2 separate regions of the Homo sapiens genome follow, and region 1 is linked to region 2. Evidence: chromatin contacts called from ENCODE Hi-C or POLR2A ChIA-PET data. All regions are on one chromosome and are shown on one strand. The core of a region is the stretch at or near the end of the contact, and the rest is flanking DNA. Distances in the headings are between cores, read along the strand shown. Region 1 overlaps MICAL2 (microtubule associated monooxygenase, calponin and LIM domain containing 2). Region 2 overlaps MICAL2 (microtubule associated monooxygenase, calponin and LIM domain containing 2).

Region 1 (4,767 bases), core at 1,500-3,999, 33 kb before region 2:
ACCACAGGAGCTAGCAATTCCACTCCTAGATATATATATCCAAGAGAAATGAAAACATGTTCACACAAAATCCTGTACGTGAATGTTCATGGCGGCGTCATTCACAATAGCCCCAAAGTAAAAGCAACCTAAATGGCCACCACTGATGAAGAAACCAAATGTGGTATATCCGCACAATGGAATATTATTCAGCCATGAAAAGGAAAGAAATTCTAATACATGAATGAACCTTAAAAACACTGTGCTAAGTGAAAGAAACTAGATACAAAAGGACACATATTGTATTTCGTTTATATGAAATGTCCAGAATAGGCAAATCCATGAGACAAAAGTGGATTAGTGATTGCCAGGAAATGGGGGAGGGAGAATTGGGGAATGACCGCTAATGGATACAGGTTATATTTTTGGGAAGTTCTGGAATTAGATAATGGTGATGTTGCATAACTTTGTAAATATACTAAAACCACTGAATTGTGTACTATAAGAGGGTAAATGTGAATTGTGTCATAATTTTAAAAAGCGCATGAGAAAAAAACATGGTACAGAGCTTGGCACCTACTGGTGTAAATGTCATTCTTATTGCCTAGACCTAGGCCCTGTCTTCTAGGAATTCTCAGGCTAGGGGTAAAATACCTAACTTATAAAATAAATAACTAGAACCTCTTGTGGCTGGTCTTTTTCTGGAGCCCAGACGGAAAAGCTAATCCTGCCTGGTAGGTTGGAAAAGATTTTCACAGAGGAGAGTCTTTAAAATTATTATTTTAGCCTACATTTGTTGAACACTTACTGTGGGTTGAACGGTTTCAAGTGCTTTCTGTGTTTTAGCTCTTAATCCTCACAACAAATCTAAGGAACTATTATGGTGCCCCTTTCACAGATGGGGAAATTGAGGCACAAAGCAGCTGCTTAATTGGCTCATGCTTTTACAGATTGAAAGGGGGAGAGCTGGGATTCAAACCCAGGTAGTCTTATTCCAGAGCCCACCATGCTGGACTGCTTCTGGTTTGCCAGGAATAAAAAAGAAAAAAGAACATTTCAGCAGAGGTAACTGCCCTTTCAAAGAGAAAGAGAAAGAAGCTCAAGGTGGATGGAGAGAAGGATACTTTGGGAGAAGAGACGGGAAGGAGAGAAAAGAGATGAGAGTTGGTCTGCAGCCAAATGGTAAAAGTCTTTTTTTTTTTTGAGACACAGTTTCACTCTTGTTGCCCAGGCTGGAGTGCAATGGCGTGATTTTGGCTCACCGCAACCTCTGTCTCCTGGGTTCAAGTGCTTCTCCTGCCTCAGCCTCCTGAGTAGCTGGGATTACAGGCATGTGCCACCATGCCTGGCTAATTTTTTTTGTATTTTTAGTAGAGATGGGGTTTTTCCATGTTGGTCAGGCTGGTCTTGAACTCCCAACCTCAGGTGATCTGCCCGCCTTGGCCTCCCAGAGTGCTGGGATTGCAGGCGTGAGCCACTGTGCCCGGCCAGTGAAAGTCTTAAGTGCCAAAGGCGTATTTTATGGCCTTGGTCCTGTTGGCATTTGGGACATGTGGGCAGAAGTGACAAAACAGGATTCTGTACAAGTCCCACGCTCGGTCCTCAATGGACACTGCATGCTGAAAAAGACAAGGATACTTCCCCACAATGACCTAGGATAGCTACATTCGGCAAAAGCCTTTTCATCCACAGAAAATCTTACGAGGAACATCGATACTGTCTAAAACCAGAGCAAAATGGCAATACTCTGGCTGAAAGAATGAGAGGAAACTCTTTCCTAAGGCAGGAGTTTGCCTGGGGGATCTGACTACCCCCAGCAAGGCGTCAGGCAAGGGAATGCGCACCCACTCCTCACTGCTTGACATTGCAGAGGCATCTGGTAACTGCCCTTCTGCTTGAGATCAAACCTTATCTTAAAAAAACACATTCCCCTTCCTCTAGCAAACGTTCCATCATCCAGTTATCACTCAGCTGGGCCTGCAGGGTCCCAAAGGGACAGTGCAAACAAGCATATCAGGAGCTCCCACACCACGATCAGTGTGGCTTACTGGTTGGAACCTTCCAGAGAGTTTGTAGACACCTAATTAGGGGAAATGAAGTCACCACTGAGATCCAGCTGGAGACTTCAGGGAGTGAGTGGGTGTGCAAGCCCACGTGCTTCCTCTCTGGATAGAGCCACCGGGAAAGAACCAAGCCCCGCTTCCCAAGCCCAGCACTGCTCTTTATCTCACTCCACAAACAGCTCCTTGGCTTGGACATAGCCAGACAATGACAGTCATTTCAAAGCACGACTCCAAGCCCCGACACTGGTGAGGTTTGCTTTGGGGTTAAGTCTGGATTCACTGCATTTCTTTGCAGTTAGTACATCTTTTCCTGTTTTGGAGCAGGGGTAGAAGGATGTGGGGTGAAGAGAGGCAGGAAAGAAGGAGGGGAGCCCCCTGCATCCTTCTGTCCACCAGGCCCGACCCAGTACTGCTCCCTGGACAAGGCAGGAGACCCCTTTCCCACCAGTCAGGGAGCTGCCATGCATTTTGCACGCAAACAGTAGCTGGTGTACAGTTTCTGATTCTCTTGGCTAAACCTAAAATCCCATTGGCGAAAGCTCGGTTTTCCCACCATCCTGGGCCCCAGTACATATTTCGGGCCTGAAATTTCAGAGATGCCAGTCATACCGTAATCTAAAGTCAAAGCAAATACCAACGGGCCTAATTATATAAAGGGAGAAAATTCGGTACAGATGTTATCAAGGCCAGAGAGATGGCTTGTTGGCAGGGGCCAAGTCAGGTCTTCTCTGAACGCACTTGCTGTGATTAATATGGGAACTCGGTGTTCTGGCAAGAGGCCAAATACCATGGCAGCCACGTGCCCGGGCAGAGGAGTGGGAGAGATGAGGACTTCCCCAGCATGCCCACTGTAGAAGCTCTGGATGCTGGATGTGGTCCAAACAGACCACAGATGCAAAGGGTTGTGATAACTCGACCCGAAGGAGCTCTTTCCTCAGACCCAGCTAGGCCTTATGTCCAAGGAAGGAAAGCTTTTCATTAAAACTCAATGAGATTTTAAGCTCCTGCCCCGCGCTCCCATGAGCTGTGTCCTTTCTGCTTCCCCAGAACCAGCTCTGCGGGTCATATTTTCCGTGTCTAACCCACAGCCAGTCCAAGGGTTCCTCTAAGGCTGCCCCTGTCCTCTGTATTTCTGTGTGTTCAGAGCCCAGTACCAGGCCTGCTACTTAGGAGGCCTCAATAGACAGCTGATGAACTCTCCACACCCTCTCCACCCATCCAGTTCTGGCTCTCCATTCACAACTGGGATGTTTCAGTTCACACCAGTTGGGGGTTCACATTTGCAGATTTCCACCCAGACTTGGGGAGCCAGGGTCTGCCAGGGCCACCAGCATCATGGATGTCAGCATATCTGTGTGCTCAGGTGACATAAATTATTACCCAGTGGGGAGCAGGGCAGAACCAACACCTGCAGGAAATCCATTGTATAGATAAGCTCGGCGGTGTTCAGGCCTCCACGTTAGCACAGAGGAGAGACAAACGCCTCATGGAAAAATCAGCTCTTTATCAAGGGTCAGGATGGGGGGATGGTGACCAACTAGCCCACAGTCAGGACACAAGGACTGGGCGGCCCCAGCTCACGTGTGACTTCTGCTCCTCCCCAGGGGAACCTGCAAACACAACCCACTTCTTGACATGGTGCATCTTCCAGCCGCCCCTCTCACCAGCCTACAAGTGGGCAAGTGTGCTGGGGCAGTCAGGAATGCATAAGAGATTCAGTCCCCAGAGGGAGATGCCGAGGGGACCAAGTGCTAAGCCAGGGGTTAGCAGTCTGCAGGTTTCATTTCCACTTCCGAATCCTGCCCTTGTGTTCCTTGAGAGCTGTGTGTGCAGACACTGCAGCGAGGTCGAGTGCAGAAGCTAGCACTTGACCAGGGTGTGGCGTTCTCCAGCTGGCTTACCCACCCTGCACCTCACCTAGAAAGGACAGTTGTGAGACCTAACTGCACGGTGCCTGGCACATTCTATTTGCCAGGCACTGTCCTATTTGCTTTGTGTGTTTCATCCTTGCAACTACCCTATGAAAGTGTTATGATCATCCCCACTTTATAAGTGAGGTAACTAAGGCACTGAAAAGTTAAGCAACTTGCTCCAGGCACTCTTATTAACTCTCTTTTTGAGTAAAGAGGGTAAGAAATGTCTTTAAAGTCACATAACAAATAAGCTGTCAGATCTGGATTTTAACCCAGGTACTATTGGTCTAAAGTCTATGCTCTTACCGGCTTGACTGACAGTGAAGCCCGACCTCAGTGGTGAGGTCAGGATGAAGTGAGAGGACTTGGCTCCTTCCCTGCATTGAGCACACTGTGGCCTCCTGAAAGGAGCTGGGGTTCAGGCTGGGTTCACAGGGGCTCTGCAAGGAACGAGCAAGCCAGGTCCAGCCTGAGCTTCATGTGCTTCCGCAGGGTGGGAAATCATAGGCTGGACAGAGCTTGAGCCTGTGCAAGTCACACTGGCAGGTGCCACCACAGTGGGAGTTTGGGCTTGGATAGTGCAAGCCTCCTTTGGTGAGGGTGGCCCTGGCAGCAAGCTGGGCATGGGGGAGGTCATGCATGGTGCTGTCTTCCTGGTAGCCGCAGTCCTCCCAGCACACTGACCTGCAGGCCAGCTCCCCAGGGCAGTGCACTGGTGCCAGGGACGTGCCACCATACTTCCTGGTGTGGCTCTGCAGCCTCCCTGGCTCTCAGTACCAGCCACTTATCTGAATCCAGGCAGGAAGCCCCTG
Region 2 (4,600 bases), core at 1,526-4,025:
CAAAGCCCGGGAAATCTAAGTAGGCAACATCTTACTGCACTCTCTTTTTAAAGAAGGGCTCTTCTTGGTACTCCCTTGCACTATTGGTGGGAGTATCCACTCCAGGGAGGAGAATCTGACAATGCCTATAATTTTTAAATGTAGCACACATACCCTTTGTCTCACAATTTCACACGTATACAAACAAGTGTGGTTAAGGAAATGCACTGCAGCACTGTTTAAAATGGCAATAGACTGGAAATAAGCTAAGCTAAAGAAATTGTGCTATAGACGGTGTGGTGGCTCATGCCTGTAATTCCAGCACTTTGGGAGGCCGAGGCAGGCAGATCACAAGGGCAGGAGTTTGAGACCAGCCTGGCCAACATGGTGAAACTCCATTTCTACTAAAAATACCAAAGTTAGCCGGGCATGGTTGCTCACGCCTGTAGTCCCAGCTACTTGGGAGGCTGAGGCAAGAGAATCACTTGAACCTGAGAGGCGGAGGTTGCAGTGAGCTGAGATCATGCCACTGCACTCCAGCCTGGGTGACAGAGCAAGATTCCATCTCAAAAATAAATAAATAAATAAATAAAAGAGATGGTGCTATTGTGCTATAGCCATAAAATGAGAAACCATAAAAGACATGAATAAAAGAGTTAGATCCACACCTACTGAGATAAAGCAATCTCAAAGATATATTTTTCAGTGAAAAAAGTTCAGAACCAGTGTAGAAAAAAATGTGTGTAGATTTTTTTTTCCCATTAAGAAAATAAAGGGGGCAGTGCATGCATCCATAACACACATCCACAAACATGCAGAGATTTTCAGGAAGGTCACAAAAGAAATGGGAGAGTACTTGCCTCTAGGAAGGAAAACTGGGGGAGTGGAGAAAAGAAACTTCTTCCACACTAAATTTTCTTTCCTTTTTTTTTAAATTAGCTTGGCTTAGGCTCAAATCCACACTGTCTTGTCTTGTCTTTTTTTTTCTCTCTCTTTTCTTTTCTTTTCTTTTTTTTTTTTTTTTTGAGACAGGATCTTGCTCTGTTGCCCAGGCTAGAGTACTCTGGTGCAATCATAGCTCACTGCCGCCTTGACCTCCTGGGCTCAAGCGATCCTCCCACCTCAGCCTCCCACGTAGCTGGGACCACAGGCACGGTGGGGTGCACCACCCTCAGCTAGTGAAAACACATTGTTTTCTCACTGTGTTGGTCCCACTTGCCCGGTCTCACCCTATATTTTCTTACCCTACTTGAGTTATTTTTTATCATGAGCAGGCATTTTTTTCAAAGAAACCTTTTCTTTTCCTTATAAAGAAAAAGTATATATATAAAGAAATATATATGGAAATATATAGATAAGTATGGGGGCAGAAATATATATTTATATATACATATTTAAAGAAATATATATGTGTCTATGTAAAGAAATAGATATGTGTGTAGTGTGTGTGTGGTGTTATGTATGTGTGTGGTATGTATGCATGTATATGTGTGTATAAGTGCATGTGTATGTACGTGTGTGTGGTGTGTGTATGTGTGTATATGGTGTGTGGGGGGTATGTATGAATGTGTGTATGGTTTGTGGTGTGTGTAGTATGTGTGTGTATGTGTGTATTTGTGTATATATGTATTTGTATATATGTATGTGTGATGTGTGTATGTATGTGTGTATGGTGTGTGGCGTGTGTGTATGTGTGTGGTGTATATGTATTTGTGTATCTATGTGTGTATGTGTGTGTGGTGTGTGTATGTGTGTATATGTGTGACTAACTGTATGTGTATGTATGGTGTATGTGTGCATAAGTGTGTGTGTGTGTGTGTGTGTGTATTTGCTGTAGAGACCAGGTCTCACTATGTCGCCCAATTTGGTTTCGAACTCCTGGCCCTGAGCATTCCTCCCAGCTTAGCCTCCCAAAGTGCTGGGGTTACAGGCGTGAACCATCCCACCTGGCCTAGTTTTTTCATAAAAAGACAAAAAAGTCTTTATTTAGAAATATATTTATAAAGTGAACTCAGTAAACCTGGATTAACAACTTCCTATGAGGACAGCTAAAAAGGAAAGTTTTTTCTTCTCCATATGACATTGCTGTGAATTGGATTTACTCAAGCTCACATATAATGCCCAACACACACACTCATGCAAACCCCACACATTCCATGTGCAGCTGTGGTAACAAATGCAACCATTGGTACAACCCGACTGGCAATCCAGGCTCAGAAACATGTTCAATGTTGCAGGGCCGGCAGTCTATTGTCAGGTAAGCAGACAAATCCAGAGTTCTTTTAAGCTTTTTCTTCAACTCGCACAGAGTTTCACACCCCAGGGACCATCTTCTGCTTTATCGGTTATGACTGGAACTGCCCGTATCAGGCAAAGTGGCCCTTGAAGTGTCTGAGCCAGCGCAGCCATGATGGATGACTTCAGAGGTCGGGAATGTCAGACAGGTTTATCCAGGCCAAGGGGTAGCAGTCTTTGCTCCCGGTGTCACCCCTTCCACCCCTAACATCCTTGCACCCTGCCTCGCTGCCTCCCTGTGTGATCTACGGAGGAAACTGGGGACCATAGGGCCGTCTGGCCCTCGAGCACAAACCGGGGCCTGGGCTACACACAGGGGAGGGGCCCAGGAGCAAAAGGTGTGTGGTGACCCTGCTGCATACTCATAAAATACAGTCACATCCTTCTAAAAAGATAACGCAAGAGTTTTCATTACATACGCTGGCCTGATTCCTGCTGGTGACAAGAGTCCATGAGTCATTTCCTGCGAGTTTTTATGGCAACAATGTACAAATACCCCCTGGTCTGTAATGGTACCTGTGATTACTGAGCAATCCTGTGGGGAGTGGTGGAAAGAACCCTGGACAGGATTGGGAATCAGGGGCTCATTGTTAATGGTTTCCCAGGTCCTCTGTTTGAGTACGAGACCCTCTGTTCACAGCCTGGACCAGGAGGCGTTTTCCTCCAGCCTTTCCTACCATCCATCCACTCTGTTCTCTCCGGCTTTCACCCTTTCCCCGCACCCCACACACTCCTCCTTTCCCATTACAGAGCAACACACTCTCCCTAGAATATATGCACTCCCTTTAGCTGTTTTCTCAGCTCTACATGGCAAACTCCTACTCATCTGCCAAGCCCCACATTAAACCTCCTCTTCCAGGAAGCGTTCCCAGACTACCCCTGTCACAGTCAGTCATTTGCTTTTCTATCCTCCTGCAGACCAGTGTACATACCTCTCTCATAGCTCTTAAGATATTAATGATAATAAGGGCTAAATGTTTACTGATCACTTATCAGAATGCTAGACAGCCTTCTACACTTTACAAAGGTTACCTTATTTAACTCTCATGGTAACTCCATGAAGTAGCTACTCTTATTATCCTCATTTTACAGAGAATGCTACTGAGGACCAGAGATATTAAGTAACTTGCCCAAGGCTACAGAGCTATTACATAGCTAGACAAATGCCTGACACATAGTAGCTGCTCAATAACTATTCACCTGATGAATGATTAATTAAAGTGAATACAGAAATAATTACATATCTGTCTTCACATAAAGCTCAAGTAAGAACCACATCTTATTCATCTTCCAAACTATCCTCTCTGTCAAATGCCTGGTAAGGTGTAGGGCACTGGAAACACCTGCTAATGAGCAAATAAACAAAAGAATATAAGAGCAAACCAGTAAATAGAGTCCAAATCCCAGTAATGCCACTCTCTTCAGCTTTCTGGACCTCAGTTTGTGGCCTGTTAAATGCAGAGATTGCACATAACATCTGCTTAAGTTCCTTCTAGCATTAAAGATTTATATATAAAGATAACCAGAGTCCAAAATTTTGTGATTATAGCATTTCCCACACCAAATTACATATTGCAGGTTCTTCTGGGTCGTTTTCCTCCGTAACACTACTCAGTCGGGTGTAACATTCGAGTCAGGTGTTACCCTAATACAGAGCCAGTTATCAATCCTGAAAGAGTTCATTTGGCATGATCCTCAGTTCACCCTCATTCTTATCCAAACACAGTCACGCCCAGGGAAAGAATTATTAATATTCAGTGCCAATAATACCCTCATAAATAATCATCAATAATAAACAATAATCCCAAGTGAGATTTTGGAACTGGCACCTGAGCCACTGCTCTAGAGAGCTCTCAGGCCACTCTGCTTGTCCCCTGACACCTCCATTAGAGCCCGTCCTTCTTCTCCAAATAGATCCTGGTCCCCAATCTCTCACCACTGTCACACGCACGTGTGTATACACGCACATATGGTGGCACGGAGGCAGGAGCATGGTGCTCAGCATATGGCAGCGGCTGATAAATGCTTGTGAAATGCTAAAGCCCAGACCCACTCCAGGTGGTGCTGAGATGCATCCACTTTAGCACAAAGGTCGGGGTTCTGGCTGAATTACATTTATTCTTGCTCTGCCTATGGCTAACCAGGAGCTTGGCTTTATGCCTGGTACCTGACAAACCTGTGTCATCTGGCTTAGCATTAATGATCAGCCACATGTATGCAAATGCCCAGCATTTCTTCCTTGACTAATGCTCAGCATAAACCATGACACCAAAGGATGCCTGAACATGGTATGTGAGCAAGACAGTGTCTGTTCATGTTGGAAGAG

What was found. Hi-C counts contacts between places; a loop is a spot of excess contacts on that map. ChIA-PET counts read pairs that join two places held with the same protein, here RNA polymerase II (POLR2A). Pooled maps may share reads with other maps.
Region 1: a loop to region 2 is called in a map of endothelial cell of umbilical vein, with 6 times the contacts of the local background. The contact joins two enhancer-like sites. A Hi-C loop is called at or near these places in 13 of 168 maps with a recorded cell type or tissue (CD8-positive, alpha-beta T cell, Caco-2, K562 and 10 more), 3 of 37 single-sample maps with no recorded cell type and 19 of 50 pooled maps. POLR2A ChIA-PET finds 5 or more read pairs at or near these places in 23 of 52 experiments (AG04449, AG04450, CD4-positive, alpha-beta T cell and 14 more).

Annotation. Positions count from the first base shown.
Region 1 is chr11:12,198,538-12,203,304 of GRCh38, reverse strand. All of the region lies in intron 3 of MICAL2 (microtubule associated monooxygenase, calponin and LIM domain containing 2), which reads right to left. Among named protein-coding and RNA genes, the nearest start is that of MIR6124, 37 kb to the right of the region's middle. Within about 2 kb of position 2,749, at least 19 of the 41 ENCODE cell types and tissues checked have a DNase peak (open chromatin) inside an H3K27ac peak, as active enhancers do; they include endothelial cell of umbilical vein and mammary epithelial cell, where a contact is called at or near this core.
Region 2 is chr11:12,165,351-12,169,950 of GRCh38, reverse strand. All of the region lies in intron 3 of MICAL2 (microtubule associated monooxygenase, calponin and LIM domain containing 2), which reads right to left. Among named protein-coding and RNA genes, the nearest start is that of MIR6124, 4.0 kb to the right of the region's middle. RefSeq lists an enhancer at 2,475-2,769. Within about 2 kb of position 2,775, at least 15 of the 41 ENCODE cell types and tissues checked have a DNase peak (open chromatin) inside an H3K27ac peak, as active enhancers do; they include endothelial cell of umbilical vein and mammary epithelial cell, where a contact is called at or near this core.